Regions from separate parts of the Homo sapiens genome. Here region 1 is linked to region 2. Evidence: chromatin loops called from intact Hi-C (ENCODE). Cell type or tissue: endothelial cell of umbilical vein. All regions are shown on one strand. Each heading gives the region's core, and the rest is flanking DNA. Links, peaks and the distances in the headings are about the cores only.

What was found. Hi-C counts contacts between places; a loop is a spot of excess contacts. Peaks named below come from ENCODE experiments on the same cell type or tissue, not always from the same donor. Only the 100,000 strongest peaks of a DNase experiment are listed, where the experiment ranks them.
Region 1: a loop joins it to region 2, with 10 times the contacts of the local background. A loop is called at or near these places in 11 of 110 quality-filtered maps.

Annotation. Positions count from the first base shown.
Region 1 is chr2:172,702,678-172,718,932 of GRCh38, reverse strand. It overlaps a transcript of PDK1 not described here. Among named protein-coding and RNA genes, the nearest start is that of RAPGEF4, 25 kb to the left of the region's middle. RefSeq lists enhancers at 5,297-5,854, 13,914-14,083. In endothelial cell of umbilical vein, for the core only: a CTCF peak has its summit at 8,249 (motif pointing right); a DNase peak (open chromatin) is centred at 8,232; H3K27me3 peaks cover 435 bases.
Region 2 is chr2:172,469,769-172,484,455 of GRCh38, reverse strand. ITGA6 (integrin subunit alpha 6) reads right to left here. Exons shown (of 26, transcript NM_000210.4): 5 at 13,351-13,482; 6 at 10,191-10,401; 7 at 9,334-9,527; 8 at 8,771-8,859; 9 at 7,943-8,061; 10 at 4,717-4,815; 11 at 4,405-4,466. The region is part of intron 3 of PDK1-AS1 (PDK1 and ITGA6 antisense RNA 1); the gene reads left to right. Among named protein-coding and RNA genes, the nearest start is that of ITGA6-AS1, 11 kb to the right of the region's middle. In endothelial cell of umbilical vein, for the core only: no CTCF peak of the experiment used is centred there; DNase peaks (open chromatin) are centred at 3,475 and 3,785; H3K27ac peaks cover 928 bases.

The DNA.
Region 1 (16,255 bases), core at 7,052-9,551, 230 kb before region 2:
ATGTAGTGGTAGTTGTACAACTTTATGCTTTTGTCCAAACTCATAGAACTGTACATTTAGAAAGGTGATTTTTAAAATATATAAACATATACTTCACAAAAATAATAAGTAAACACATAAAAAGATAAATAAAGACAGGGACTCTGGCTTCCTGACTTTTTCAATCCTCTATTATATTGCCTTACAAGAAGATGATGCTTATGGTCTATTGTATTTTGGCCCAGAACATCCCCTACCCTTTCCTAGGGCCTTCCCCATGAGACCTTGCCTTATCACCCCAAACGGAATCACTCCAGAAAATACAAACTCACTCAACATATTCTGTTTGCTAAAACAAATTCTATAAGCCTACAATATACTACATCACATTTGATTTAAAGTGTATTTAACATCAAAGACAAATTACTCTGAATGCTATATTAAAAGAACTAACTTTTTCTAAAATATATCTTACAGATCTCAATTTTTGTGAGCCACATCTAATCAATCTCTGATCATTTCAATAACATGCATATTTTTATATCTACATGAAAATGAAAATTGTAACAAAATATGGTTTCATTTTTTATGGAAGTTTTTTACTTTGCCTTCCTTTCATAATTTTGGATTTCCCCAGTTTAGGATGCTAAAGGGCAGTGAGAACATCTCTTCATTTCACTAGCTTCATTATTTCCTTCCATGAGTGTGGAATTTTACCTGTCTCAAACTAACCTGTTACCTAAAACTAAAGGCTGATTTCTCTTTTTAGAAAATACCATTTCAAATGGAATTTTTATGATTACAAATTTTACATTCTTATATTCAAATTTTTCAGCAAATTACATTCCATGTGACAAATTCCTGGTTTCTTCTACTTTTCCATTATGAATCATCTCAAAAAAAGATCAGCAGATTTCATTTACCCTTCCCCAGGAAAAGCAGGACATTCCTCTCTTCAATCTGGTAGCTCTCAGCTCTATTGGAATAACACCCTTTTTATAAAACAAATGTTTTGTAATGTTTCCTTTGCTATCTTAAAATGAAGTGTCTTACACATTACCGGATGTCTAACACCCTTAGCTCCCACCTACTAGAGGCCAGTGAGCTCCATTAATCATTTTGACAACCAAAAAAAGCCCCTCACATAGCTCTAGGTTGTCCTTGGGTAGGAGGAGAGTGGAAACACCACCATCAAGAACTACCAATTTAGGGCATATTTCCTTAATGGCAAAGCAATGTTCTACTTCAAAATACTAATAGGCTTGGAATAAAGAACAATTTATTCGGGAGGTGAGGCAGGAGAATCGCTTGAACCCAGGAGGCAGTGAGCCGACATTACGCCACTGCACTCCAGCCTGGGCAACAGAGCAAGACTCTGTCTCAAAAAAAGAAAATTAGTCCAACTTAATCAGGTATTTTAGTAACAAGTATTTTAGCCAAGGATATAGTTTAAGTAACAGGTTTAATAGGAAGCGTAGTAACTAAAGGTAGTTTATTAGTTTATCTGTTATTACACAACCAATTACCCCAACATTTAGCAGTTTAAAACAACAAGCGTTTATTATTTCACTGTTTCTGAGGGTCAGGAATCTGGAAGCAGTTTAGCCCGGTTGTTCTGGCTCGAGGTCATCCATGAGGTTTCAGTCAAGCCAGGCTGCAGCCATCTCAAGATCCATCTGGAGCTTGAGGCTCTGCTTCACTCACATGCACACAGGTTTAGTTCAGCCATACATGGGTCTCTCACAACATGGTTTCCCCTAGAGTGAGCAATGAGAGAAAAGCCGTAAGCAGTTCTTTGATAATGTAGTCTTGGATGTGAGATACCATCATTTCTGCCATATTCCATTGGCCAACCCTGGTACAATGTAGGAGGGACTCCACAGGCTGTGAATAACAGGAAGTGCAGATCACTGGGTGCCATCTTGGAGGCTGTTTACCCCAGGTAGGAATCTCTACATCTCTAAATAAATACGAGTACTCCAATCCACACTCAGGTTTTAATTTTATTGGACTGTAAGGGATTACTTCACAGAACTGAGAGAAACAGAAAACATTGATGAAGTTTTGTTCCAATTAAATAGAAACTGTTTCTTAGCAACATGAAAATATCATTTTAGTGATCTGAGGCTCAGAATCACAGTTTTTCAATGTCTATTTTTACCTCTGTATTTTAGATTTATTCAACTGCTGAATGTGAATAAAATTCCATTTAGCAATATCACAGGTAGAAGTAAATCTGAAAAACAGAATATTTGAACAAATACATATATATTAATTTTAGCAATAAGAAAATAAATTATTTATTAAGCCAGAAAATTAGGCCAACTTAGGCCTGGCACAGTGGCTCACCCCTGTAATCTCAGCACTTTGGGAGGCTGAGGCAGGCGGATCCCCTGAGGTCAGGAGTTTGAGACCAACCTGACCAACATGGTGAAACTCCATCTCTACTACAAATACAAAAATGAGCCAGGTGTGGTGGCACGTGCCTGTAATCCCAGCTATTCGGGAGGTGAGGCAGGAGAATCGCTTGAACCCAGGAGGTAGTGAGTCAAGATTACGCCACTGCACTCCAGCCTGGGCAACAGAGCAAGACTGTCTCAAAAAAAGAAAAAAAAGAAAATTAGGCCAACTTAATCAGATATTTCAGTAACAAGTATTTTAGCCAAGTATATAGAAATGGTGTAGGTTGAGAAATATGAAGGTGAATGTGTAGTCCAAGTAAACACTTAAAAAAATCAAAACCCTATTTCTGACATAGTTTTGCCTTCACATTATTAATGAGTATGCCTTCTACACATCCATCTTGATAACATTTTCAAAATCTCAAAGGCAGGACATCAACTTTGTTCATTTTTGCTAATGGATTGAAGTTTCTGAAAAACATATAAATCCTTTATAAATCTGTGGCAATTTTTCAAAGGAGGATAAAAATCATTATAATCTAATGAAATGTTCTCTGGTTCCCTAAGAATTATTAATCACAATTATGATACTCCAGATTGTGACCTGTATGTTTACTAAATACCTTAGGAAAACAGCATGATAGTTTTATTTATTTCATTTCTAGATCACTAAAAAGAATGCTTATTTGAACTCTAGCCCTTCAAAGTATCTTAAAACAAAATTTAACATTAAGATGAGTATGACCTTGTTTGAATGTTTCCATTACATTTTGATTCTTATTATACTACTTTCTTGGGAGGCAGTTCACATGTAACAATTTTCATTTTTTTCCTTATGGACATAAACTTTCACTCAAAGGTGGAAGAGCACTCATCTCCCATCATGTGTTCTTTGCCTGTGTCCCACCGGCTGTTCACTGTCCATTCTGTGAGGTTGCATTCCCATGAGGCGGGCAGTTGTCACATAACAACTCAAGCTTCTGTGAACAGTCTCTCACAGAACAGCCTGATGAACCTCCTAGGCAGGCTTTGTGTCGCTGGGCTTTCTAAAAAATTTAAGTAAACTTGAAATACATAGTGGTGGGCCTCAGAAGTCTCCACTATGGTCTTCAAACTGGAATTTGTGTGGGAGCTTTCAAAAGGGTATGTAATCTTGGATGGTTTTAAGGGACTCACTTTGCAGAGCCTCAACTTCCATAGGCTTAAATCTGAGCTGTCTGAGAACTTGGGCAAGGCATAGTGCTCCATCTCTTCCCAGTTCCTCATTCCCAGTCACCTTGACCCAACTTCTTAAAGTAAAGGCAAACCTCTCACCCATCAGGAATCCTGCTATGGGGTCTTGGCCTGGGGTGTCAGTGCCTACAGGGAAGCTGCCTTGATCAAAACACTGGTTTGTGTCTCTGCTAAGTGATTTCAAGAAAAAAGGAATACAAATTCCCCCAGTTATTCCTGCTGGTCAACATTACATTTTCAAGTATCCAGAACATATATTAGAAGTGAGTTAGTGTTGTATATTTTCTTGTACATTTATTCAGACTCATAGGGAAATTCTGTAAATAACTATTCCATAAAGATAATTAGATATAGAAAATCTATATTCATTTTTCATTTGGGTGCATTTTCTGTTTGCTCTTATCGGTTTTTATCAGTTTATTCTATCCTATAGTGTACTTATTTAGAGGCATAGTAGCTGAACAAAATTGGATGATGGATTCTACTATAAATAGTCATTAATACAACTTCTATAAGCCATACATATAAAAATGGCCAATAATTGCTTTTTGCTGTCAATTACCACAGTATCCAGTCACATTCTAGCAATAAGTAATACATATCTATTGACATATAACCTAATTTAAAAAGGAAAAAAGCTCCATTCATCTCATTAAGAGATATAGTTCTAGTAACATTTTACTTGTTATCTTTATTGATTATCAAATTTAATAATACATTTATTTGTTATATTTAATTGTATATTAATAACTGTGATAACAAAATCTAGAAGAAAATTTTACCACTCAGCTTTATCAATAAAGAAAACATACATTTTAATTTCAACATAGGCATATTTTTGATACAGAAAAGTATGGTAATATAATTAATTCTAAAAAAACTTTCAAATATAAAGAAAAAATTTTGTGGGTAAAGTTAAATGGAAATACAAGGTCAAGGGAAAACAGGAACAATGTAAATTTTCCTAATCTTAGAAGAGAGGTTGTTCATATATTTTTAAAGTTAAGATAGAGCATATAAAACTGTTCTGGTATTTAGATTATATTGTATATGTTGAAAAGAGTGATGTCATAGGTTTTTGTTAAAAAGTGTCAATATTTATATCTTTTGTTACTATTTAAACTTATGAGAAAAATTTCAGATGTTAACATAAAAATGTGTGAGAAGGCACATTGTTTTTCAAAACTATTTTAAGGAGTACGCTAGCAACAAAAAGTACTACTCTAATGAAGTGAAATAAATTAGTGGTACCAGTGTTTTGTTCCCAGATCTACTGTAAAATCAGGCATTTATTTCCATTTCTTCATCTGTCGTCTTTTCTCCAAATATAAAATGGGTATGATAACTTTCCTTGTGGCCAGAGGTGTCTGTGCAGCTCTTGTGAGGAAAAAACTTGTGTAATAGTGATGGCAGCAGTGGCCTATCTGGAAAGGCTGCTGAAAAGACACTAGCTGCAGCCAGGGCTGTGCGCTCCATGGAGCCGGGGGAGCCGGGAACAGACGGGATCCACACCCCCTTCCCAGTTGAAGGGGCGGGAACCTTGCCCTCCCGGACACAGCTGCAGCCACCCAGCTGCAGGACCTGGGCATCCCTGTGCTTCTGGAGGCCCAGGAAGTCCCCCTGTCCGCACAGGCACAGAAGTGCCTGCCCGCGTTGCCTGGCCTCTCCCTGCTCCCAGCACCCGCTCCAATTTCAAAGCAAAGTTGTGACCAAGCCCAGGTGCTGTCACAACCGGGCTGGGTGTGCACATGCTCAGGACAGTGCTGACACGCCAGCCCCCTGCCTCCTCGGCCCCCTCCAGACTTTGGGCACCAACAAGCATGAGAGAGTGGCCAAGGGGGCACTGTGGGCAGCTCGGCACGGGCCTGGAGGCATCCCTCAGCTCGAACAGCCTGGGCACCATGAACAGTGGCAGGGGGCAGACAGGCTCCTGGGCAGAAAGGAGCTAGTCCCCCATAAAACCCCACCTGAAGCCTGGGGACCAGGCTGCCAGTTCCACGGACTGGAGTGAAAACTTACAGTACTTTTTCCAAGCCCACACATGGCTGCTCATGGACCAATCAGCACATAGGTCCTCCTCTCTGAAGCCCATAAAATCCCGGACTTGGACAGATGGCAGGACGACCTCCCTGCAGAGCGGAGCTACCCACCATGAGTCTCCTCTCCAGTGAGAGCTGTACACTCTGTACAACCTGCCTGTGGATAGGAGCTACCCACTCCAGGTACTCCAGGTCTCCTCTCCACTGAGGACTGCAGAGACATCAGAAAGACCTGCCTGCAGATAGGAGCTACCCACACCAGGTCTCCTCTCTGCTGATGGCTACAGAGACATTCGGACAGCCTGCCTGCAGAAAGGAGCTACTCACTTTGGGTCTCCTGAGAGCTGAACTGCTGCTCAATAAAGCACCTCTTCACCTTGCTCACCCTGCAGTTATCTGCATACCTCATTCTTCCTGGATGTGGGACAAGAACTTGGGACCTGCTGAATGCTGGGACTGAAAGAGCTGTAACACAAACAGGCCCAAAACACACCCTCCACCCCTGCTTGCCACATTGTGGGCAACAAGGAGAGAAGAGCTGCAGCTCTTTGGGAAGCCCAGATCTAGGAGTTCCCCAAGCCACGGCTGTGACACCCTCTTTGGGGCTCTGTGGTTCCTGGTATCTCCAAGCTTCAGGTGCCACTGCATTCCCGGGTGTCCACAGTGGAAGCCGCTTGCAGTACACCTGGTCCAACCACAGCCTAGCAGGAAGCCAGCACTCATGCCGGCACCTGGAACTGCCCACCCCACCGCAGCTAGCATGCCTGGCTGTGTGCAGTGGCTGGACCCCGTGCTCGCTCACACACCCCTCACCGCCCTGTGCCTAGCTTGCCCTTGGCAGCCATGGGATCGGAGCCAGTAGCGAAAGCCAAGTGAAGCCTGCGAGGCCAAGAGAGCAGAAAGAGCCCAGCGGCCCAAGCAAAACTCGGGCAAAGGTGCCGACAGCCACAGAGGTTCCTGGCTGGTGAAGTGACAACCTAAGGATCCCATGACAACAATAATAGTAAAAGCCACATTATATGTTAAATTACTTGTGAACTATTGCAGGTTAGAAATAAAAGTACTCACTTATCTTGTTCTTTTTATATTTGTTACAATTTATTACAGGGGAAACTGAAAACCCATGGGTTCTAACAAAACAGACAATTCAGAATCTTAGAGGTTTAAGACAATAGTTTCTAACCTAGTCTTTTAAACCTATAACCTTAACAGTCTTAATATGACTCTATATGCAAATAAACGTAAATATATGTACATTATATATGTAAATATATGTAACTAATATATATGTAACATCTTTTAACAACAACAAAAATATAAGACAGATAAGAACATATTCCTAAATGTTCTATAATCTCTTCCTCTCCTTTTGAGCAAAGGGAACTCTTTTTTTTTTTTTTTTTTTTTTTTTTTTGAGCTAGGTTCTCACTCTGTTGCCCTGGCTGGAGTGCAATGGTACAATTACAGCTCACTGCAGCCTCAACCTTTCGGGCTCAAGTGATCCTCTCACCTTATCCTCCCGAGTAGCTGGGACGAAAGGCCTGCACCACCATGCCTGGCTAATTTTTTAATTTTTATGTAGAGACAGCATTTCACTATGTTGCCCAGACTGGTCTCGAGTTCCTGGACTCAAGGGATTCACCAGCCTCTGCCTCCCAAAGTTCTGGGATTACAGGTGTAAGCCACTGTACCCAGCCATAGAGAGCTGTCTTGACAGCCTTCTATAAATTTATAGATGCACAATTTGCCTGCATCCAAATTCCTATTCTCATTACCATGTGATAACTTTGGTTGCTTCCATTAAGGAATGGAAATATATTAGTTTATTCACACATTTAACCATTATTTATTAAGCATTTCCTGCGGACCTAAACTGCTTGTACTAAACTGCTGGGCAAAGAATTGTTACTTTATTTGGAAATGTAAACTGTGAGGGTGGAAGGTAGGGACAGAGTGGAAGAGGAGATTAATGCACTATCTCTGAACTAAAATAGTTTGGAAGCAGATCTGAAAGTTCTGGAAACACACTGACACACTATGGCTCTTTCTGTTGGTCACAAGAGACATCTTTATGTCACTATTAATGCTAAACATTTCTAGAAGTAAATTGTCCAGCCAGTGAGGACAATTGCTGGAATGGAATAAGAGAAGAAAATGTCAGGGGAAATTTGGCATAGTCAAAATTCCAATCTAGGCTTAAAGAGGATGCTCTCTAAGCTCTCATTTACAACCTAGGAAAAATTTTAGTTTTGCAGTGAAAGTTGGCATAGCCACCAGTTGGACTAAATAACTTCCAATGTGCTTTCCAATAATAGGCTTGTATCAGGTTACACTCAGAGCACAGAATCACATTGAGAGAATTTAGTTACGTGATGTAATTGTTTAGTGGCATGAGAGCCTTCTCCACAATGTGGATATAATGACTCACTCGACTGAGAATTAGAGCATCCTTGCTTTTGCATGGGAATGTTTTGCTTCCTCTAGGGTGGCAGCAAAGGGGTAGAGCTGAAAAGAATAAAAGGTTGAGAACTACCTGTCTGTAGCTTGACAGTCTGACAATTTCACTGATCTCTGGCACCTCCAGCAGAGGGCAGGCTGGTATAGAGAAAAGAAGGAAAACATGAATTTCTTAATTTCCTTTACAGCCAGTCCTTGCTTTGCCCAGTAGTGCAGGACCATAAAAAGGACTGTGCATGCCTAAACCATGCAAAGCAATCTTCATAACTTTCCTGACCTTTAATAATTGTTGTCAAAACATTAAAACTTTGTATATGTATAAGGAAATGTCAAAACATTAAAACTTATACATGTATAAGGAAATGAAAAAATACTAAAACTAGCATGTTATTTAGCACATTGTAATTTAAAATATAAGAAACATTGGAATGAAAGTGTTTTATTTCTTTGTGAAAAATATATTAAGAGTACTTTGAATTATGCTTTCAGTCTTCTTGTTGCAGAACTCATGGTAGGAAACAAGCATCTTTCACATGTCTCAGCTGATTGTCATACTCCTTTGTGAATTTGGATCAGCTTCCAACATGTTACCCTTTGCATTTTGGATGTGGTGAAGTATCTCTAAGAGTGCCTTTACCGTGAAAGTTTTTTCCAGCATCGCTTCCTCTGGCACACCTTCATCCATTTCCTCACAGCCACTTTCGTCACTTACGTCATGAGTTCACCTGCACTAAGTTCCCCTGGCTGCATACCCAGAATCTCTCCAGTGGTAGCAGGGTCAACATTCCCAGGGTCAGCGATTTCCTCTATAACTTCATTATGTTCACTTCAAATTTCATTTGCAGTATTATCACTTTTTTTTTCTTTACTGCAATTTCGTCTTTGTTGGCAAACTGTCTTTTTCAGTTATTCATTTTTGTAAAATGTCATGTGGGTTTATCACTGAGCGATAAGAAGACCATACTACCATTGCTGTCCATCACTGAATTGAATAACAGATGCACCGTGACCCATCAGGAACAGACTGGAAGAAGTGATGTGATCAGTTGCTGATCATTGATGCATATCCGTTATTTACATAGTGACTTGTGAACTAAGAGCTAGCAGCAAAGTTGGCACTTTATGCAATTTCTCACAGTTAGTATGCCATGGTAACTGAAATTTGAATTGTGCCGTTGGGTGACTGCTGTTATTTAACTGAATGGTGGTAACTGAAATTGATACACAATGTAACCATTCGAGCAAGGACTACCTGTATTTTCCACATCCACCCTCACAAAGAATGTATGAAAAGTTTGCTGAAATTAAGCAAGAATTAGCTTCAAGACTGACAGCAAACTTATTTGGGATGAGCGTTGCCTTTCCTTTTCCCTAACAGAACTAACTTCATTTCTTTTTTCAACAAAACATATTGATGGGTCATTTGGTAGGTGGACTCACTTAGCACTCAGGGATGACTTTGATGAAATACAAGAATATATATTTCTCTGAATAAGAAAAATAAGATGTTTGAGTTTTTGAAATAGTGAGGGGCTGAGGAACTGAGAGGAGCTGAAATAGCTGAAAGCAAGTTGTGAGGAGAGATGGTCCCACAAGACGAGAGGCTAGGACTCCAGGAGAAAAGATGGCTTAGGGTGGTGGTGGTAGTAGATGTATTGTTTTATCCATCTACTGTTTTTTAAATACCCTTAACTATTTTCCAATTAATTTTTATTTTATGACATCATTATACCTGCAAAGGTTTAAAAACATAGTGCTAAATGGCTACAAAAAAAAGAGAGAGAGAGAGAAACAACAAATCTCTTTATCAGCTGTCTTTTTGTCCCATCTCTGACTGCAGCTATCAATTACAGGTTGAGCATACCTAATCTGAAAATCCAAAGTGCAAAATGTTCCAAAATCTGAAACTTGCTGAACACCAACATGATGCCACAGACGGAAAGTTCCATACCTGACCTCATGCGATGGGTCCCAGTCAAAACACAGGTGGACAACACTAGTTTATTCAGCATTCCCAAGGGAAAAATGAAATTACCTTCAGCCTATATGTATAAGGTGAATATGAAACATAAATAAATTTTGTGTTTAGACTTGGGTCCCATCCCTAGGGTTTTTCATATTATATATATGTACAAATACTTCGAAATCAAAAAAATCTGAAGTCCAAAACACTTCTGATCCCAAGCCTTTCAGATAAGGAATACTCAACCTGTATCAATTATTTTGGCTGTTTTTCCCAGGATTTATTTCCATATTTCCCAATGATATATGTATACTGCTATTTCTTAATTTATCTTTTTTGTCATTATTTCGTGAGAAACTATTAAAATAGTTGATGATTTAACTCTCTTAAACCAAGCCACACATGTGCTTGCACACTCCTCTTGCTACTATCCTCCCCCTACAGTTAAAGCAATTATAGTATTATGACAATTTAAATATCAACAAAAACCAAGTTTTTGTTTTCCTTAGAGTTACTAGCAACCATAGTTTTAATTTAATTATCTATCACTAAATCCTGTTGGCAATTTTTCTTTTTTTTTTTTCACTCTGTCGCCCAGGCTGGACTGCAGTGGCACAATTATTGCTCATTGCAGCCTCTACCACCCAGGCTCAGGTGATCCTCCCACCTCATCCTCCCGAATAGCTGGGACTACAGGTGCACTATGCCCAGCTAATTTTTTGTAGAGACAGGGTTTCACCATGTTTCCCAGGCTGGTCTTGAACTCCTGGACTCAAGCAATCTACTCACCTCGACCTCTAAAACTGCTGAGATACAGGTGTGAGCCACCACGCCTGGCTGGTCATTTTTCTAAATGGTTTTATCCTCCATGTATTCCCCACTCCCTAAGCACTCTGCTTCCCTCCTCCACAGTTCTTATATACTGGTTGGAGAATTGTCATAGTTAGTATAATGTGGATTTGTAAATTCCATTTTTCTGTGGAAACTTTAGAACTTTAAGCAAACATTTCTATTTTCTAACAAATGAAGATCCCTACAACAAATGTGTGGTCCCTAGTTATAAGTCAATGGTTTTCAGAAAATAACTATTAACACACAATTCTCAAGACTTTTGTTTCTGGGAAGATGGAGTAGACATACTTTTCCCTATTCCTCCCTCTATGTATAACCCAAAACCTTGAACATTATATATAAAACGAACATAAGATTCTGAAAGGTGGAGTGAAGAAGACAGACTGGTCAGGGACCTCAGGACCCAGGGAATGACACAGCTGTGAGTTCCCGGGTTTTGCTTTAGTCTTGTATATCCCAGACCTGGAGCTGTCGAAGCTGGCAGCCTGGAAGCACCAAGGAGTCCCGTGCAGACAATAAATGCCCAACAAACCTCTGCTCTCTAGCCAGAGGACTAGGAAAGGGGTACCCTGGCAAATCAGAAAACTTTCAGACGATTTCCACTCTAGCCTAGTCAAACATCCTAGACAAACTGTGGTCCCACTCCCGCCCATGCCAGCCCAAGTCTGCTGGGGAGCCTAGACTTCCAACCACACCAGGCTGTAATGACAAAGTGCCCCAACCTTCCTCCCGCTCCCAGGGTGGAATCTGAGGAGACCAAGTACAGATCAGGACTTTCATCCCTGACAGGTGATAAGGAAGTCCCCACACCCTGTGGTAGCAGTGGAGACCACATAGGGAACCCAGACTTGGACTCACATCCAGAAAAACAAAGCCTCCCTACCCTTCCCTGCTGGTGGGGTATCAGAGGAGGCCTACCAGAGAGTCAGAACTTCTGCCCGTGCCCAGTGGAAACAACGCCACCTCCCACCCCCATGGTGTCAATGGAGGCCACAAAGGAAGCAGTAACTCCCTCCTAGCTGGTGGTGTCAGTGGAGGCGGAGTGGGGAGCTGGAACTCCCACCTCACCCAGCAGGAACAAGGAGACCCTCCCCCTGGATGATGTGGATGAAAGCTGAGAGGGAAGCCTGGAATGTTACCCTCACTGGCCAGTAATGGAGTGGCTTTCCTCCCCACCTGCCCTGTCAAAGAGGTACCAAAAGACTGCTAAGACAGAAAGCTCAAATAAGTGCCAGAGGCACAAACAGAATACCCCAAAAGGATGAGAAAAGACAATTGAAGCCCAGCGTGGGTGCTCACATCTGTAATCCCAGCACTTTGGGAGGCTGAGGCGGGCAGATCACTTGAGCCCAGAAGTTTGAGACCAGCCTGGGCAACATAGTGAGACCCTGTTCCTATAAAAACACAAACACCAATTAGCCAGGCATGGTGGCACATGCCCATGGTCCCAGCTACTCTGCATACTGAAGTGGGAGGATCACCTGAGCCTGACAAGGTCAAGGCTGCAGTGAGCCGAGATTGTGCCACTGCACTCCGGCCTGGGCAACAGAGCTAGACCCTGTCTCAAAGAAAAAAAAAAAAAAGACAATTGACAGACACCAACACCAAGATCAGGATGACAGAGATGTTGGAATTGTCTGACAAAGATTTTAAAGTAATCATCATAAAAATGTTACAATAAGCAATTACAAACACACTAGAAACGAATCACCAATAATTCCTCTGACTGAAAAAAAAAAAGGCAATCCTAAAAGGTTTTACACTGTAGCCTTGTATCAATTCCATTGAAAGGACATCTTGAAATAACAAAATTGTAGAAATGGAGGACAGATTCACAGTTGCAAAAGGTTAAGTAGTAAGGAGGGACAAGGGTGTGGATATTACCAAGCCACATGAGAGATCTTTGTGATGACAGAAATGTTCTTTATCTTGACTGTGTCAACCTTAATATCCTGATTGTGATAACTGACATACTATAGATCTTACCACTGGGGGAAACTGGGTAAAGGGTGAGTGGGGTCTCTCTGTATTATTTCTTACAACTGCATGAGAATCTACAGCCTTCTTCCTCTCAAAGTAAAACATTTATTTGAAAACCTCACAATTCTCAATACTACAAGTAAGTTCTGTGCCCTTTTCTGTAAACAGATTTAGAAACTCAAGTTTACAAAGGCAAAATACAGAATAAGTATATTTAACTTAAACTATAGAGCAACTGTTTTGTAAATATTCTTTATTCTTCCTTTTCAAACAGAGGGTAATGGTTAATCCCATCCTTAACATTTGCAAAGTTACTTGTATAAATAGTTTTTTCATTCAATATTTCTTATTAAGCATGATTAAAACTGACAGTCTGATACAACCATCATTTAAATTGAGTGAAGATTAACTCTAAGTATTAGAGGCTTATGACAATTTTACTCCACATCACAACTGAGTACAAGCCTGAGTCAAACTGAGTAATAGATCTTTCAGAAAGCCTGGATTATGGTAAAGCGAAACATACAGTGGCAGGACCTGTACTTAGGTGACAGTAATAAGATAGGGCAGAATAGAGAGAGTTTCACTCAAAGATTCCCAGGGTTGGGCAAACACCAGAGATTTGCGTAGACTTAAAATGTCAAGAATTAATGATGCAAAAGGCTGGACACTCAGAAATTCCTATAGGAATCATTCTGTAAGAAGATCAATCTATAGGAAGAAAGGGACTGTTGGACCTTAAATGTTTTAGCAAAATTTTCAAGGCAAATCCTTGGACTTTGGATACTTTTGTGGGTATTTTTGAAGGATACATCCCTACAGTTAGACTTGCATTAAATTTTGTACATTTTTTTGTACATTTTATACAAAATTTAATAGATATGGATAAATCTGCCCGCTCAAAGTGTATCAACCATTAACTCACAACAGTATATGAGATGGTCAGTTTCCTCACTGCCTATTTAAATATTCACATTTTAATCTTTCTTTTCTGATTACTGAGTCCTATAAAGTTTTCCACCTTTTTTGCTGGCCTTTGTTTTCTCTGTTTGTTAGAAGCAGATCCTGGCATTTGTGTTCTTCTTTGAGCTTGTAGAACTGATGTGATTTCCAATTCTTTGTATTCGGTTGATATTGGGACTCCATAACTTTTTACCTCAAGAGTACGGGGAAAAGTTTCTAGAACTTCCTTGTTCAATCCTGGCTACAGTTCTATGTGACCATTTCTTCACTTAGCCTCCCAAAGTGGGAGACAGATGAGGGAGAGCGTCTGTCTACACAGGGTTGTAATTTTATACACATATATGGCTTTTGGTTGTTTCCCCATACCTTATCAGGTGGGTACGTGCTAAAATAAAGCACATAAGCATCTGGGTTTTTGTGATGCTGAGCATGGCATTTTTAAAGACTGTGGTGCTTTGGATGTGGGCTCAAGAGTATACCCTGGCTCTCACACTCTGTAGAACCTGTCGAAATTGATCCTTCCTTAATACTGCCCTCTTGTGGGCTCTCCTGAAAATACTACTTCCCTTTACAGAGATTGTAAACCTTGGCATTCCCTGTGATTCTCAATGTACCCCTTAAGCTGCCCTGTATTCTGAGAAGAAATGAGAAAGTAATCCCTTTCACCCCAACTCAGTCATTCTGACACATGGACCCCAACTGTCACAAAACCCCGACTGAAAACAGCCCCTTTTCATACTGTCAGCTGCCCTTCTTTCACTAGAAGACAGAGTCCCTGGGAGCCCTGTGGGAAGGAGACACCACTTCGCTGTGGGAAGTCTCACCATCGCTGTCGTGCCAGGAGCCGTTGGAGTGTCCCCTTCTCTAAAGCCATGTCAAGCACAGTAAGAATAAATAGAGGGGAAGTGGAACCGTGAGAACATGCTCTTAAACCCTATTTTACAGTATTCCTTTGTTAAATGAAATGAAAGCAATTACAAGAGAAAAAGTAGGCCGGGCACGGTGGCTCACACGTGTAATCCCAGCACTTTGGGAGGCTGAGGCGGGTGGATCACTTGAGGTCAGGAGTTCGAGACCAGCCTAGCTAACATGGTGAAACCCTGTCTCTACTAAAAATACAAAAAATTAGCCAGGTGTGGTGGCACGTGCCTGTAATCCCAGGTACTCAGGAGGATGAGGCAGGAGAATCACTTGAACTTGGGAGGCAGAGGTTGCGGTGAGCTGAGATCGCACAACTGCATGCCAGCCTGGCTGGGCGATAGAGCGAGACTCTATCAAAAAAAAAAAAAAAAAAAAAAGAAAGAAAGAAAGAAAAAGAAAAAAAGGAAAAAGAAAGAGTGATGAAAACTTACATAAAAACACAAAGTGTGAGGAGTTAGAAGTCAGTAAAAGATCTTTAAATACCATCCTATCTAAGATGACTTCCTGGCTTCCCTCGGCTAAAATTAATTTCTCCCTCTCCCATATTTTCTTTGATTTTTTATTTTAATTTTAGCACCTGCTTATTATTGTCGGGTTGGGTCAGAATTACTTATGATAGCAGATTGTGAGTCTCTGAAGGACAGGGACTCAAGGCTTTGAACCTGTCAGGTGTCTTATGGTATTTAATTAAATAAGATAGGAAAATGATATAAAAATGGCTTTGATGGAAACAATCTAGGTATGTTTTCTGTGGCTGCAGTAACAAATTACTAGAAACTCGGTGGCTTAAAACCACAAAAATATATTATCTCACAGTCCTGGGGGCCAGAGGTCCAAAATCAGTATCACTGGGCTGAAATCAAGGTGTCGACTGTATTGTACTCCTTCAAAGGATTTAGAGGAGAATCTGTTGCTTGACTCTTTCAACTCAACTCCCAGTGGTTGCCGGCTTCCCTTGCCTTGTGGCTGCAGCACTCTCACCTTCGCCTCTGTCTTCATATTGCCTTCTCCTCTGCATGTGTGTGCAAAATCTCCCTCTGTTTCTCTCTCATAAGGATGCTTGGGATGGCATTCAGGTCACACCCAAGTAATCTGGCACAGTCTTCCCCATCTCAGGCTCCTTGATTTAATCACACATGCAAAAATATTTTTTTTCCTTATAAGGTAACATTTAAAGTTTCCAGGAATTAGGAACTGATATTTTGGGGGGACACACTTTTCGTCTCACTACAGTCTACAATGAGATGGAATAAACCATAAAATCAGCGTACACAGAAAAGGTATTGCCAAGAGAATATGGGCAGGGTACCAGTGGTTTTGCCCTCAATCATGGTGATCTAGATAATTCCAACCATCCATCCTAGTGAGAGCAGCTAGTAAAGCTGAATACAATTTTTTTAAAAATCTGTTTGCATTCAAATCAGTGAAAGATTATAGGGCCAAAATCCAAAAGAAGGAGGAAACCT
Region 2 (14,687 bases), core at 2,177-4,676:
AAGCAGAGGAACCCAACACTCCCCCGAGCACCTAAACTGATTTTCTCCCTTTAAACCAGTCAATGCTTATTCAAGTGGCCTCGTGCCTTTGCTATCTGGGAAAGATCTCTAGAACAGCAGCATCTCCTGAGGGCCTGTGAGGATGCAGAACCTCAGGCCCAGTCACACCTACGGAAGCAGAATCTGCTTTATTAATAACAGCATCACCAGATGATTCTTATACGTATTAAAGTTTTAAGAAGCACTGATAAAGGATAGTTGTCTAAACAGAGGAATAATATATTTTAGAGATGGAGAAGTCTTTCGACAGTAGGATGAGACCTTTACCTTAACAAATAAAAAAGAGGATGGGCACAGTGAATTCTGCCTGGCATCCCAGCACTCTGGGAGGCCAAGGTGGGTGGATCACCCGAAATCAGGAGTTTGAGACCAGCCTGACCAACATGGTGAAATCCTGTCTCTACTAAAAATACAAAAATTAGCTGGGCTTGGTGGCGCATGCCTGTAATCCCAGCTACTCGGGAGGCTGAGGCAGGAGAATCGCTTGAACCCAGGAGGCAGAGGTTACAGTGAGCTGAATTCATGCCATTGCACTCCAGCCTGGGCAACAAGAGCAAAACTTTCTCAAAAAAATAATAATAAAGATAAAAAAGAATTACAAGGTAAATTATATATTTTTGAGTGGATGGAGGGCCTGTCGGTCAGCATAATATAGCTCCCACAACCAAACTGCCTACCTTGCACTGGGCTAGAAGGCACAGCCTGTTCTTGATAACCTACACTAATGGAACCTGGAGGGAAGCTAGGATGTGGATGATCAGAATCTCATTTTTTTACTTCAGAACGCATTCTTTGTTGGTTCATTAGATGTGGCTGCTAACTTTGTTTTTCATGGGCCAATACTTAAATTACTTACATTCATTAAGCAGTCACTAACCATCAAAAGGGAAAGCAAACCAAAGTGTGCAGAGGGCTGGAGAAGGCAATCTCCAGGACAAAAATCTGCTACAGAAAACACAGAAAATGAATAACTCACATTCTAATATTCACTTTAGAGTTGGAAGAGACCTTTTCTGGGGAGGCTTGGGGTCATACTGAGAGGGACAGAAGCAGCACCAGCTTCTGAGTCTCTATCACAAACACAAAAGGCGATTGCTTTCTACAGGGTCTTAGATGCCCAGGTCTCACTTGCCTCCTAACCACCGCAGGAGTCACTCCTTCCCTCAGCCAGCTGTCTTTCCCTTCTTTTCCCTTCCACCTCCCAGCAGTGTTGGCCTGCTTGGCTAAGCCCTCCCTTCCCCTTCAGATTTCAGCTTGGACCTCACCTCCTCCAGGAAGCCTGTCCTGGCCTCTCTTCGCGATCCTAGAGTATTCCATCTCTCCAGTCTCTACATTTAAGCCCACTACGCTGTGATTTCCTGATTGTCTCCCACAGTGGGGCAAAGCCGAGGACAAGGATCACATCAGTCTTATTCCCCACCACAGTCCCCAGCAACTAGCACAACACCTGATAGACATATGATTTATGGAACAGATGAACAGAAGTGGCAGTAACTGGTTCCCCACTTGCACACACATGCGCACACACACGATGTGACATTCTTATGCTGAATGTGAGCTATTCAGAACAAAATTTAGAAACACTGACAGTTTCAATAGTAATTTTTGTGTCCATCTGGAGAATTCTTAAATGTCACAGCTGCCAAATGGAATGCTCCCCCATTTTAGGCCTCTGCAGCCTTGACATCATCCATTTATAAGTGACCTGCTAGCTTCACAATGAACCAGATAAAGGCTCACACGCTGAGTGCCCCTCACAGCAAAAGTGCCCCTCACAGCAAAAGTATGGGAGGTGTGGGTGCAGGAAAACCGTTTATCTGCCAAATTCACTCTAACCTTCCCTAACCCTCCAGACAGTCCACATCATCTTAAAATCTTTGCAGGCCACCTTTGCTAACTGCTTGAGGGGCAAGCCAAGTAGAACACTCATTACGGCTCAATTATAGATATCTATATGTATGGAACACCACATCTGAGGACTGCTGAGCTAAAATAGCCCAGTCAAACAATAAGCTCACATTCTTGGCTACTGGGAGAAGATTTTAGATGTATTAACTTATGTAGCTTTGTAGAAGTTCTGTCTTAGTTCATTTAGAATTTACTGTGGAAGTAAAAGCAATGAAAGCAAATGTTCTTTGAATGTCTTCAAAGGAAAGTTCCACCCATAAAAGGCCATCCATAAACACTTGGTTAATGGAGTAGCTACATAACATAAAAGTAATACACATGGCATCAAATGCTGTGCTACAGCTAGGAGAAAGTCTGTATTTTATATAGGTGATTAATTTGGGGGAAGTCAAGGAGTGCTCTGATGATATTTCACATCTACAGTCAAACTGAGAGTGGTTTGAAAAAATGGCCATCAGAACAGAATAAAAATGTTTCCCCTTTTTCTCTGGCTGCCTAGTCAAAGAATCACTGTTTTCTCCTTGTCTCTCTAATTCATTCCAAACACTGGCAAAGGGCCCATTATCCAAGTGGGCTAGTGTAAGGTATGGCATTTGGGTAAAAATAACACAAATGATACTGAAAGGATGATAGATCCTGAAGAGTCACAGTATACATTTTCTTGTCATTAAAAGCCACACAAAGAATTGCTTTCTACACTCGACAAAATGCCGGCTGCATCAAAAAGCAAAGCAAAAGGCCACAGCTCCCCCTGTGCACGAAGTCATAATCCATCCACTCTAAGAATGCTTCGTGCAAGGTCTGCAGGTCCCATGGAGAGACCACACAGCAGGAGACGACCCCACAGAAGGGGAGACGGAGAAACCACCTGCAGACAGCTCGAAATCTGGAAAGATGAAGGCTAACTGAGCTTATGACACTGAGAATCAGGTGAAGGGGGACTTAAAAAAAATTAAAGACAGTACATTTATTTAAACTGTCCCTTTTCATAATTCACTGAACTTTATCACAGGTCAGTATCTTCATTCTGTTGTCTTAGTGGATACATTCATTAGTGTTATATAAAACTTCATATAAAGTTAAAGAAGAATTAGAGTACAGCTAAGAACAGAGCTGTGACGTGTGAGAGGATTCACCATTGCAAACCCTAGTCCTTATGTGGCTATTTTTTCCTGTTTCAAGCAACAACTTTAGGTTATTTGAATTAGGTTATATTCTGGAATATTATAAGGGACATCTTTTTAAATAAAGAAAACTACTACTTTAGATAACAGGGAGAACACTTCAGAGGACTCATTACCTCATAGTATCGTAAAGGCTGACAACCATATGAAAGGACAGAATGACCTTGTTCTTCACAAAGTGTCCCTTGGTGGCAGATACAGTACACTAGAATCCCAAACTGCCAGGACCATGGCCGGACCCGGGTTGAGAATTTCCTCATTCTTTTCACTTCCTCTTTGCAGAAAAGATTTTCTTGGAATTCCTATGCCCCTGGCCTTGACTCTGGAGCCAGGGGTCAGGTGACTCACAGCTGAAGAAGTGTGGCTGCTATTAAAACATGCCAGAGGAGAGCTTACGACGGCCACTATTGTTAAGAGTATCATTAACGGTGTCAAAATTCTTGTCAAAAATCCTGTGTTGCCCCATAAATATATACACCTACTATGTATCCACAAAAATTTAAAAAAATCTTACTTTGAATTACAAAAAAAGGAAGCAGAACAGTATCTAATAAATGACAAAGTGCTTTTCATGTCTTCTCAGTTGATCTCCAGCACAACTGTATGCACTAATGACTACTAGGCATTGTTCTGAACGGACAGGAAAGCAAACTCATATGTTAAGGGACTTGCCCTGTGGGTCAGTCAGTATCAAAGCTGAAACCAGGAGCAGAGACCAGGTCTCTGACCTCTCAGGGCCGGCTTGCAAATTCCCTAGGGGCCTGCTCTTGGGAACACAGGGCGGGTGTTCCGGGAGGGAGGGGCGTGGGGAAGAGAAGGCAGCCTGGCAGTGACTCTGTGCTGTGCTCTGGCTCCTGCCGTTGCCCTTTCACAACCACCAGCCACCACCCACCACCTCACAACCACCAGCCACCACCCACCACCTCACAACCACAAAATCAATTTTCCACACTGCTTTTCAAAGACAGAAATGGAGGAAATGGTTGTGGTAGCAAATAAGTACTTTTCCAAGCCATTCTGTCCTAAACCATCTGCTCTGGAAAACTCAAATGGCGACCAAGTGGAGTTTTTTTCCTCCCTCACGGTGCTGTGCCCTCCTGATTAAAAGGGAGACAAAACATACACTTAATTCTTTACACCAGAATTGACAGACCCATGTTGGCCACTGCAGTTTTATTTTTCTGTGATTTATGCAGAACTTTCAACCTGGCAGACAGAAAGTAGACATATTTTAAAGGTACTAGGTACTTACATATTGAAGGATTATAACCAGCGGGGTTAGCAGTATATTCAAAACAGGATTTAACCTGGAGGCTGAATAAAATCAAACACATATTTCTTAAAAGATCCATTATTGCAGTGGAAAAAACCCAACATGTTCCCTAGCTCTCCAATCCCCCCAATGCCCATTGATGATCAACATGTTATAAAAACACTTGACAGACCCTCTTCCCTTTGCCCAGCACTCCTGTCATCTTCCCTGTGGCTCCTCAGGACAATAGAGTCATCATGAAGTGGAGGTGGGAAACTGAGGGGGATCCCACCAAGACAGAGGGATGCTCACCATATCCCACTAGGCGCCCCACACGCTGTTTTCTGGCGGAGGTCAATTCTGTTAGGAGTTACTGTGATGGTTTTCTGAATATTAATCACAGGCCGGGATCTGAAGACAAAAGGAGTGAAAAACAAGCTCAGCCTCTGTTACCTTGAATGTGAGTCTAATTCACATACTAGAGAGCATCCTTAGCTGCCCAGCACAGCTTAAAAACACAGGAAAAAAAATACACGTGACGTTTTCCCCCATTGCTGAAGAAAATAACTGTTAATAGATATAAATGTATACAATGCAGAGCCTCATTATACAATATTTGTTTAAAAACGTACACACTTATGAGTACATGTGCAACATGTGGGGGTTAAAGTAAATATTTTGTCTCCATTCCCACCCGAACACCCAAGTAGCCTTGTATGTTCTTCCAGACACGTCAGTTAAAATTATCTAAAATTAAATATTAAAATATATGTATAATTTCAACTAAATGGGAACTTAATTGCCATTGTTCTGTATGTGGCTTTTTCTCATCCATTTCAGAGGTCTTGTCCTGTATATACACATAGATCTAGTTCACTGTTTTTCACACCTGATGGCGTTACACTGTATCAGTGTAACATCCTTTATTTAACCAGTACCTAATCGGTAGACATTCACGTTGTTGAGCTTTCTGCTTTCACAAACATCATCTGTGCACACACTTGAGTTTATCTGTGGGATAAATTCCCAGCAGCAGAATTTTGGAGTCAAAGAATATGTGCATTTTTAATTACGAGTAGTCTTGCCAACATACCCTCTGGAAGAATTACACCAACAAACACCTAATACCTGAGATGCTCATGATCAGCGTGTCTACAGTATGTGAATTAATACAGGCAATCCTGAACTTGGGAGTCTCCATTGTACAAACACTTGCCCTTCTCTTCAGCCTCCCTCGGAGTCTCCCACCCACAACCTTCAGTCTTTGCCTTCCTATTGCCAGGATTGACAACTTTTCTACCCCCACGATATCTCTGCAAGCAAAAACTTAAACTTTTAAACTTCTTCCCATCTCTGCGCTGCCTACTGCAACCCCGCAAACACTTGAGAAGCTGGAATCCAATTCCACGCCCTACTCTGGTTCACCATCTGAAAACATCTTTTCGTATGTTTTGGCTGCCCTGCTCCCAGCAGCCACAGGGGTCTCCACGGGTCTGTGGCCCAACTGCTGCCACAGGCACAAGAAATGCAGGTATGCGGTGGGTTGAGGGGTATGAGTGGGTGAGGAGGCCCACCTCCATTGCTCCCCACCAGAACTCAGAATGGGGCCTGGGGTTTCATTACCACGTGGATTCAGTTAGGCTGACTCTGATGGGCTTGTGGTAAACCCAGCCATTCTGGAGAACAGTGTTTCTACAAGAAAATGCATTCCAAATCCCAAACAGCTAGCTCGAACTTCTGGAATCAATCTGTTGGTAGGCTAGAGCACAAGTCCATTCACAGTGAAGGTAGGGTCCAATAAAGGGTCAAATACTGCCCACATTCCCTGTTTTTCCATTTTCCTTTATTGTTTACCATTCTATTTTTATTTTACATTTAGACAGCTGCTAGGTTCTAAGATACTAACTAGATACATTCTTAAGTTTTGAGAGCATATTTAAAAGGCACAGTTGCCACAGATATAGTATTTTACATACTGTAGAATTTTAACAGACATTTCTGCCTAGAACATATTTTGTTTTTTAAACATACAACACACAATTTTGAGGGCAAAATATACATGAATTATGAAAACTGTGTCTTTTAACATAGAAAATAAGTCTTATTAGTTTGGCTGCCTCATGTTTAAAATTGGTGTTTATTTACTAACTACCCTGAAGTGCTAGTACAATTTAGTAGAAAAAATGCACAGGATTCAAGTCAGGAAGATTTAGGTGCTACATTCTGTCCTCTCAGGCTCCAGCCTTAAAAGCTCAAGCCAAGTCCTGGGCCTCAGTTTCCTCATTTGTAAAATAAGGGGAAGTTACTCCTCTTCTTATCAAAGGGTTGTTGAATTCTACTTTCACACTATCTGCAAGTAAAGAGGGAACAAGTGTACAGGGTTGACAGTCAACCTACTTATGAGGACAGGAAAGTAAGGATATTAAAATATCAGTTACACATAGACAGGGGCAAACATTTAACTGACTAAAGTTAAGTCATCTATTGTATTGACAAGGAGAGATAGCCCAAGATTAAATAAAAACCAGATTAGACAGCAGAAGTTACAGTGTAGCCTTTTGATGATACCCTAAAAGTAGAGAAATGCACACAAGTTTTGTGGAAGATGGGAATAATGTACTGGATTTTCTATAATTCTATATTATTAACTTTAAAAAAAATAAATCTGCTACTTTTTGAAAATTAAAAAACAAACCAAAAAAAGCCTCCAATTTTTAATGGTGATTTCCAGCAGTGATGAAAGCGCTGGTTAAAGGGAGACTCAAACACCACGGATGGGAAATGTCGCACCATTTTGGGAGGTCATCTTGGCGAAACCGAATCAAAAGTCTTGAAGCACATATATCAATTTCACATCCAGGAATTTATAATAAGGAAATAATCAAGGATATAAACAAAAGTAAGAATGTTTTCCACAGCTTTTTATATCATGGGAGCAAAAAAAAAAATTGCGAAGCAACGTAACCATCCAGTGAGAGCAAGGCAGTTGGTTAAATAAGCTCTGAACCTGTCAGAAGATGCCTCACAGACAGTTGTTAACTTCATTTTGGAAAAGTACTCAGTGACATAGGAAAAGTCTACTATGTATCCTAAAGAGACAAAAGCAGGTTACAAAATTATGCACAATTATGGTCTTAATTTTGTTAAATATACATGGTCCAATCACAGAAAATAAAATAGAAATCAAGATCTTGGAGTTTAATAATGCATGGTGAATTATAGGGGGTTTCCTTCTGTATGTTCTTTGTACTGTCACATTTTATATGTGTTTTGTTTTTTTCATCATCAAAATTAAGGTTTTAAAAATATATGAAGTAAAAATTCTAACTTGGATCTATGTTTTCCTCAGATACTTTAAAAGATTTTAGAAAATAGGTTGTTATTACATTGTTTACTAACTTCAAAAGAAAAAGAAATAGCTTCACAATTCATATAAACCTTTGAAGTATAGGTATGACAAATTTCAGTCCAAAAGGTCAACATTTTAGTATAACCTGATTATAGAACATGCTTAACACTAAAATCATAGATAACAGACCTGAAAATAGTTACTGAATCTGAGAGGGAACCAACAGCAACATCAGGGTAGGAATTTCGATCAAGGTCCATGTTTCCAGCAATTGAATATCCAAAATAAGGTGATATACCCTTGAGAACCTGAAATACACAGGGCATCCGAATGGACATTAGGTTATCACCATGAGCTTCTTAACAATGCTTTGAAAAAGACACACAAGTTTCTTTTGAACTGAAATTTGAGAGTTCACTTATAAGTAAATTATATTATATACAAGTCATAAATTTCTATATGATCTAACACTTCATACATTTCATTTCATAAAAGTCATCCGATTTACATAGTATCTCAAAGCAGAAAAGAGCCCATTTCTGATGAGCTTGTTTATTGTATTAAGTCAATCAGGCCATTTCAAACCAAATCTCCCTACCTTCCCTACAAGTCTTATTTTTCTCAAAAGACATTTTTAATTTTTGGTGTCTACATTCTCCATGTAGTTACAGTCATTTATTTTGTTTGACCAATTTCATCTCTATTTAGTATGCTACTAAAGAGAATATATCGTATTTCCTCTTATCTTAATGCCGTCAGGGTAGAATAACATTCATTTGCTTTGGATTACCTTGATTCCTAACTTATCTAAGAAATTTTACAATTAGAACAAGCAAGTCATTACATTTATATATTTATTTTGAAGGTATCTTCTAGTAATACATTTTTAAAAAATTTATACTATTGTGGACTTGTAAATAAAATAAGATTTGTGTGAAAAGTCACTTAAACCTAAATATTTTATTATAGGGCAAAAAGTTGAGACTCTAGCTGTAGAAATCCCGGTTATTTGGTTACCTGTGTTGGTTTGGTATTTATTCCATTTGCAGATCCATGATAGATAAAAACCTTTCCCAAGTCATCATACGGAGCTCCAACTGCAATATCTGTTGACAACATCACATTTTAACATTTTAACAAACGCTTTAGAAACACTCTAGTAAAATGTTTTAAAGTAAGATGACACAAGCACTATTATTTATTTGTTTGGCTTTTTCGGGGTTTTTTTTTGTTTTTTTTGAGATGGAGTTTCGCTCCTGTTGCCCAGGCTGGAGTGCAATGGCGCAATCTTGGCTCACCGCAACCACTGCCTCCCGGGTTCAAGCAATTCTCCTGCCTCAGCTTTCCAAAGCTGGGAGTAGCTGGTATTACAGGCATGTGCCACCACACCCAGTTAATTTGTATTTTTAGTTTCTCCATGTTGGTCAGGCTGGTCTCGAACTCCCGACCTCAGGTGATCCGCCCACCTCAGCCTCCCAAAGTGCTGGGATTACAGGCGTGAGCCACTGTGCCCAGCAGCGCTATTATTTAAACAATCAAATAATCTATAAATCATAGCCATTTCATAATCTATTATCTACCTGGGTAGCCATCTTGATTAATATCTCCAATATTTTTTACTGCAATGCCAAACATAGAATCTTTGGTTCCATTAAGACGAATTGGCTTCACATTATTCCATCTGCCTTGCTGGTTCATGTAGACATACACTGCACCTCCAACTTCTCCATCTCTATCAAAATACTGTGGGGCTCCAATAACTATATCTTGCCACCTAAAAACATAATGAGGGGAAAGAGCCGTGAACCAACAGCTAACATACCAGCAACACCAGTCTAGGTACTAAGGATACAAAGACATATAATAGAAAGGCCCTCAACTCCAGAATTTATGACTCAATTATAACATTTTTTAAAAACCAAGGTAGCCTATAATAAACGCCCCAAGAAAAATACTAAGGGTAAGAACTCAAAGCCAATTTCTCGAGTTAGAACCATAGTACAGCAGGACTCCCATTAAGACCTCACTGTTCTAACCCCCCCAACTGGCACCAACAGCCACATATCTGTTTTTTACTTTATCACCAATTCCTGTTTTCAACGGGAGCTGATGCTCCATCAGCCCCATATGAAACCACAGAACAGAATCATGCAAGTGTTTTCTGAGTCAATTTTTTTCAAATTTTAATTCTCATAGACTCATGATCCCAACATATAAGTAAAAACTGAAAATCAAAAATATAATCCTATACGCTGGGGAGGGATATGAATGTCTGTCTGCTGCCATCATAGAAATGATAAAGATAGGCTGGTAAAAATGCGGCAATAAAAATATTCTTTACGTCAATGAACCTGAAAGGACGGCTCTTCTCCAGTCGTATAGAAGCTAGTCAAAGCAGAAATGATTTGCAGCATAATATAACCTGAGGCTTTCTCACCCATCCTTGTTGAGGTCCACCACCGCCACATCATAGCCAAATGAAGAGGCCAGACCTTCTCCATCGAATATGTGCTCAGGGAGGAGATGTGCAGACTTCATGTCTCTCTTCAGCAAAACCACGGCTCCACTGTGATTGGCTCTGGGAGCACCAGATACAAAAGTGATCTCATCTTTAGAAACAATACCTTTCCCTGAGTCCAAAGAAAAACCTAGAAAAACAAAATATATAGAGCCCCTCACATCAATCCATATATTTTAGGCCTATGACATTGGTAACTCCATCATTACCTCTTCCTCTGGCTTCCCACCCCTCTCTCCTCTTGACCCTCCCACCAGCTATCACATTCGTAATATGAGTGACAGAGTTCAGATGTGACACAAGGACAAAGTCCTGGGGCTAGCTAATTTACTGCTTTCTATGGATATTAAGACTTTTAACTAAAAGCACCTATGTATAACTTGAATTTTGAAGTATTCATACATCTTAAGAATCAATTTCCACCCTATTTTAATATTGGAACTATGGTAAAAGGAGATCAAGCTAGATACTGAATTGTCCAGGAATAATTTGGTTATGTTACATCATATACACAGAGAATATATAACCTGACTGGAAGCATAATTGAGTGCATGTTACAGGGTTCTGCTGTAATTTAATGACCAGTATTTTTACAGGAATAAAATAAAATTGAAGAAAAAGTAATTAAGCTTGGTAAGAGGCATCAACTCTTTGGTAATCAGACAAAAACAAATGCTAACATCATTAATACACCATAGATAGCATTTCATTGTTTTGGACCAACTTAGTTCTCAGACACAAACATGCAGACAAAACAATGACTGATGATACATGGTATTTGAGAACCTAGTATAAACAACAGAGGTGAGGAAGTTGTCATTGGTATCAGTTATATACTTGTTCAGAGGGCAGAAAACATTAGGACACACCCATTATAAAGCATCAGGTAGGATGTCAGATTACAAATAACAGATCTGGTGAAAAGCAAATAGAAGTGCCCATATCAAAACCATTCAAATTAAGTAAATGTTTCTATAGAAAGGTGAGGCAGATGCAGAATAATATAAGCTCACCCCCTTTATTGGGTTTTACTTATGAAAAGCTTCACCACTACCGTTGCAGTTCTCAAATTGTGAAGTGAATTGAAAAACATGAGCCACCAGATTAGAGGGCAATATGGAGTCCAGCTCTTACAACCATCTGGCCACAGAGCCCCAGCCATGGCATGCTTTTTGTGTGTGCTTCAATGGAAACAAAATAGGGCATAAAAAGATTTATGCTCTGTATGGATCAAAAAAAAAAATTTAATGACCACAACCAAGACAATTTATTTGTCGTCGCAGAGGTCACAAACCTAGGTAGCTATTCATCATCACATCAGGGAATGTGTCAGGCTGCTCCCGGGGAGGCCGTGTTTTATAAACAAACTGATCAGGATCTGTATAGGAAACGCTGGTCAAAAACAGCAGGCCTGTACGCATGCACGGGACGGAAGAAATTGAAGAAAAAGTAATTATGCTTGGTAAGAGGCAGGACAGCCACTGCTGTTCTCGCTGGATGAGGAGGCCACCACTGCATCCGGCAAGCTGCTCTCATTGCCAGCTTCCAAAACCTCAAGCAGATCGTTTTGTTCCCCCAAACCCTCTGATCTTTTGAAGTGACAGATTCCACACAGTACAGACAAACCGAATGTAACAATATGAATTTGATTTCTTTCTCAGGCATTCACTTTTGAGGAAATCCATTCTAAAAGTGGCAAATGTGTTTGAGAAAAAATGCTTCATATTTTCAAATGTTCTGACAGCAAGTAAATTTATAAAATCCACAGCCATCCATCTTAAAGACCAAAGTATTGGTTTCTTGGCCAGTGCAATTACAATCAAGTATTTTAATCATAAGTAATCCCTAAATGAAACATTCTGAGGTAAGGTCCTGCTCTGTTGCCCAGACTGGAGGGCAGTGCTGCAATCACAGCTTACTGCAACCTCAACCTCCCAGGCTCAAATGATTCTCCTACCTCAGGCTCCTGAGTAGCTGGGACTACAGATGTGTACCACCACGCCTGGCTAATATTTTTGTATTTTTAGTAGAGAAGGGGTTTTGCTGCATTGGCCAGGCTGGTCTTGAACTCCTGGCCTCAAGTAATCCGCCTGCCTCAGCCTCCCGAAGTGTTGGGATTATAGGCGTGAGCCACCAGGCCCGGCCTGAACAACTTATTAGTGCGTGTTTACTAGCACATTGCTTGAAATTATTCATGTATCTATACCTGTTTTTTCGTTTTTTACTTTCCATTCTTCCAGTAATATCCTAACATCTGGGTACTTTTCTTCACTTTCTTTTTTTTTTTTTAAACAGGTTACTATTTGGGTTTAGACTTTTTTTTACATTTTTTCCAAGAAATGCACAGTAATTATTCTTTTTGTCAACTCATACCAAGAATTAAAGCTTTTAAAAGCCTTTGTGTAATTACCATAATGTACATGAATAACTTAGGACACCCATTAGTCATGCAAACAAGCCTTAGGAGTTAAGAATTGGCCCTTAGACACAGTCTGGGTGTCCTGAAAGCCGTTTTAGCAGTCCTGCTCAACCTCCGCTGGGAAGCTTTTATCCATCTGTGGGGCCCTGTGACATGGGGTCCCAATCCAGAAGCAGGGCTAATCCTTGGAGAACCACAATCACAGAGGGAGGACCTGGAGGTCTTGACTTGCCACTTAAGAGTAACTTTATTAAATGCAGTTCTTAAGAGTATCTCTGGAAGGAGGCACTGAACAAAGATCTCAGCTTACTGTGAACACCCATGCATGTTTTCATGGCTGCATGAGCGGCCTGTTTCAGGTTACGGAGGCTGCCATTAGCTCAAGAGACAGACTTCTGAGCAGGAGGGAGGACGGATGATTTTAGGTGATAAGAGGTTTCTTCCCCCTTTGAGGGAGCCCCAGTCAGAAGGAAAGGATCCCAGGCATCAGTCGGTTTAACGCCTCTAGATCACCAAGCTTATCAAATTCCAGCAAAAGTGGCCCGGCCCCACCTGGCCTCTTCTCAGCCTAGAAGTCCAGGGGCCATAGGCCCTGCGAGGGAGTTTCACACAAGGTATCTGAGAAGGTGGGCAAAGGCAGCCATCTGTGCCTGCTCCTACCTAAGTAACTGTTAGCAGGAACAGGAACGAGACTTTCATCATGCTCAGTCTCTCCACCAACTTCATAAGGCCCATCTTCAAAGATGTTCATGTCAAAAAAAGTGTTATTCTTTTGCTCTACACGAACAATCCCTAAAGGAATGAAATGGTAAAAACAACAAAAAAATGAAGATGAAACAAAAGAAAATAAATGGTTCCTAATAAACATCCCCCATGCTATCACTAGTTACAGGAAAAAAAATTTGGAGGAAAAAAAGGAAGGACAGAGATGACTTTTATGGTTGTAAAATACATTTGTGTAAATTTTTATGGGAAAGAAATTTGTTTGAGTCATTAAAAACTGTCCCATGCATTTTCATGAACTATCTTTATAATGCCATGAAACTAGATGAAAAATGGAAGGTTTGCTTAGTTAACAAAATCTACAGAGAACCAATTTTTAAATGACATGAACTTGATATATATATTTTACATTCTCTGTAATCCTGCCTCAATTTGTCTTTTTTTTGCAGTGTAAAAGTGAGACATATTGATCTTTTCTTTAGATCACTTTAACCAAGATTTCATCTTTTAAAAATTCTTACAATTAGTAATTTAAAACATAAGTTTTCATATAGTAAGCCCAAATCACTATATGGCTTTAAATGGCGACATTTTAGGTCAGGTTTATAAAGCAGGTAAACCATATTTTCCATGAATTAAAATATACATAATTGGTGGATATTTTTGTTTTGTTTTACTATATAAAGCATTTATTCATGCTAAAATAAAACTAAATTCAACATGTTATTTCAGTTAGGTCAAAATAACCTGGGAAATACTGTACATGAAGATTCTGTTGGGGTGGAGGTGGGGGCAAAGGGAAATTACCCTTGAAGATTGCACACAGAGAAAGGTGTTCAAGAGTCATTTAGAACCACAATTAAAACAAATTGTTGAATGGAAAAGGGACCATTTTCCTAAGTTTTCCCTGATGAGTGAAAGTGTTATGTGACTTATTATTAATACATTTCTCAAAAATGGCTTATTTCCAAATCAGATGCAGTTCTCTTCATCATGGATGAGAGTTAGGTTGTCTTTTATGATATAGCATTTTCTATACATACACAGTCAAAAAATGTGGGCCATTTTCTTCTTTACCTCTCTACATCTCCATTTACTCACATCACAATAATCAAACGACTTTTCCTCACATATCTGAAATTATACCTCAAAATTCCCCAATTCGTCTGTAATCTGCCCTTCTAACTCTACTGAATTATTAGCAAAGCATGGCCTTTGAAAATAACATATACAGAGAGAAATGTCCATATTAATACTCTGTTATTAATGTCCAT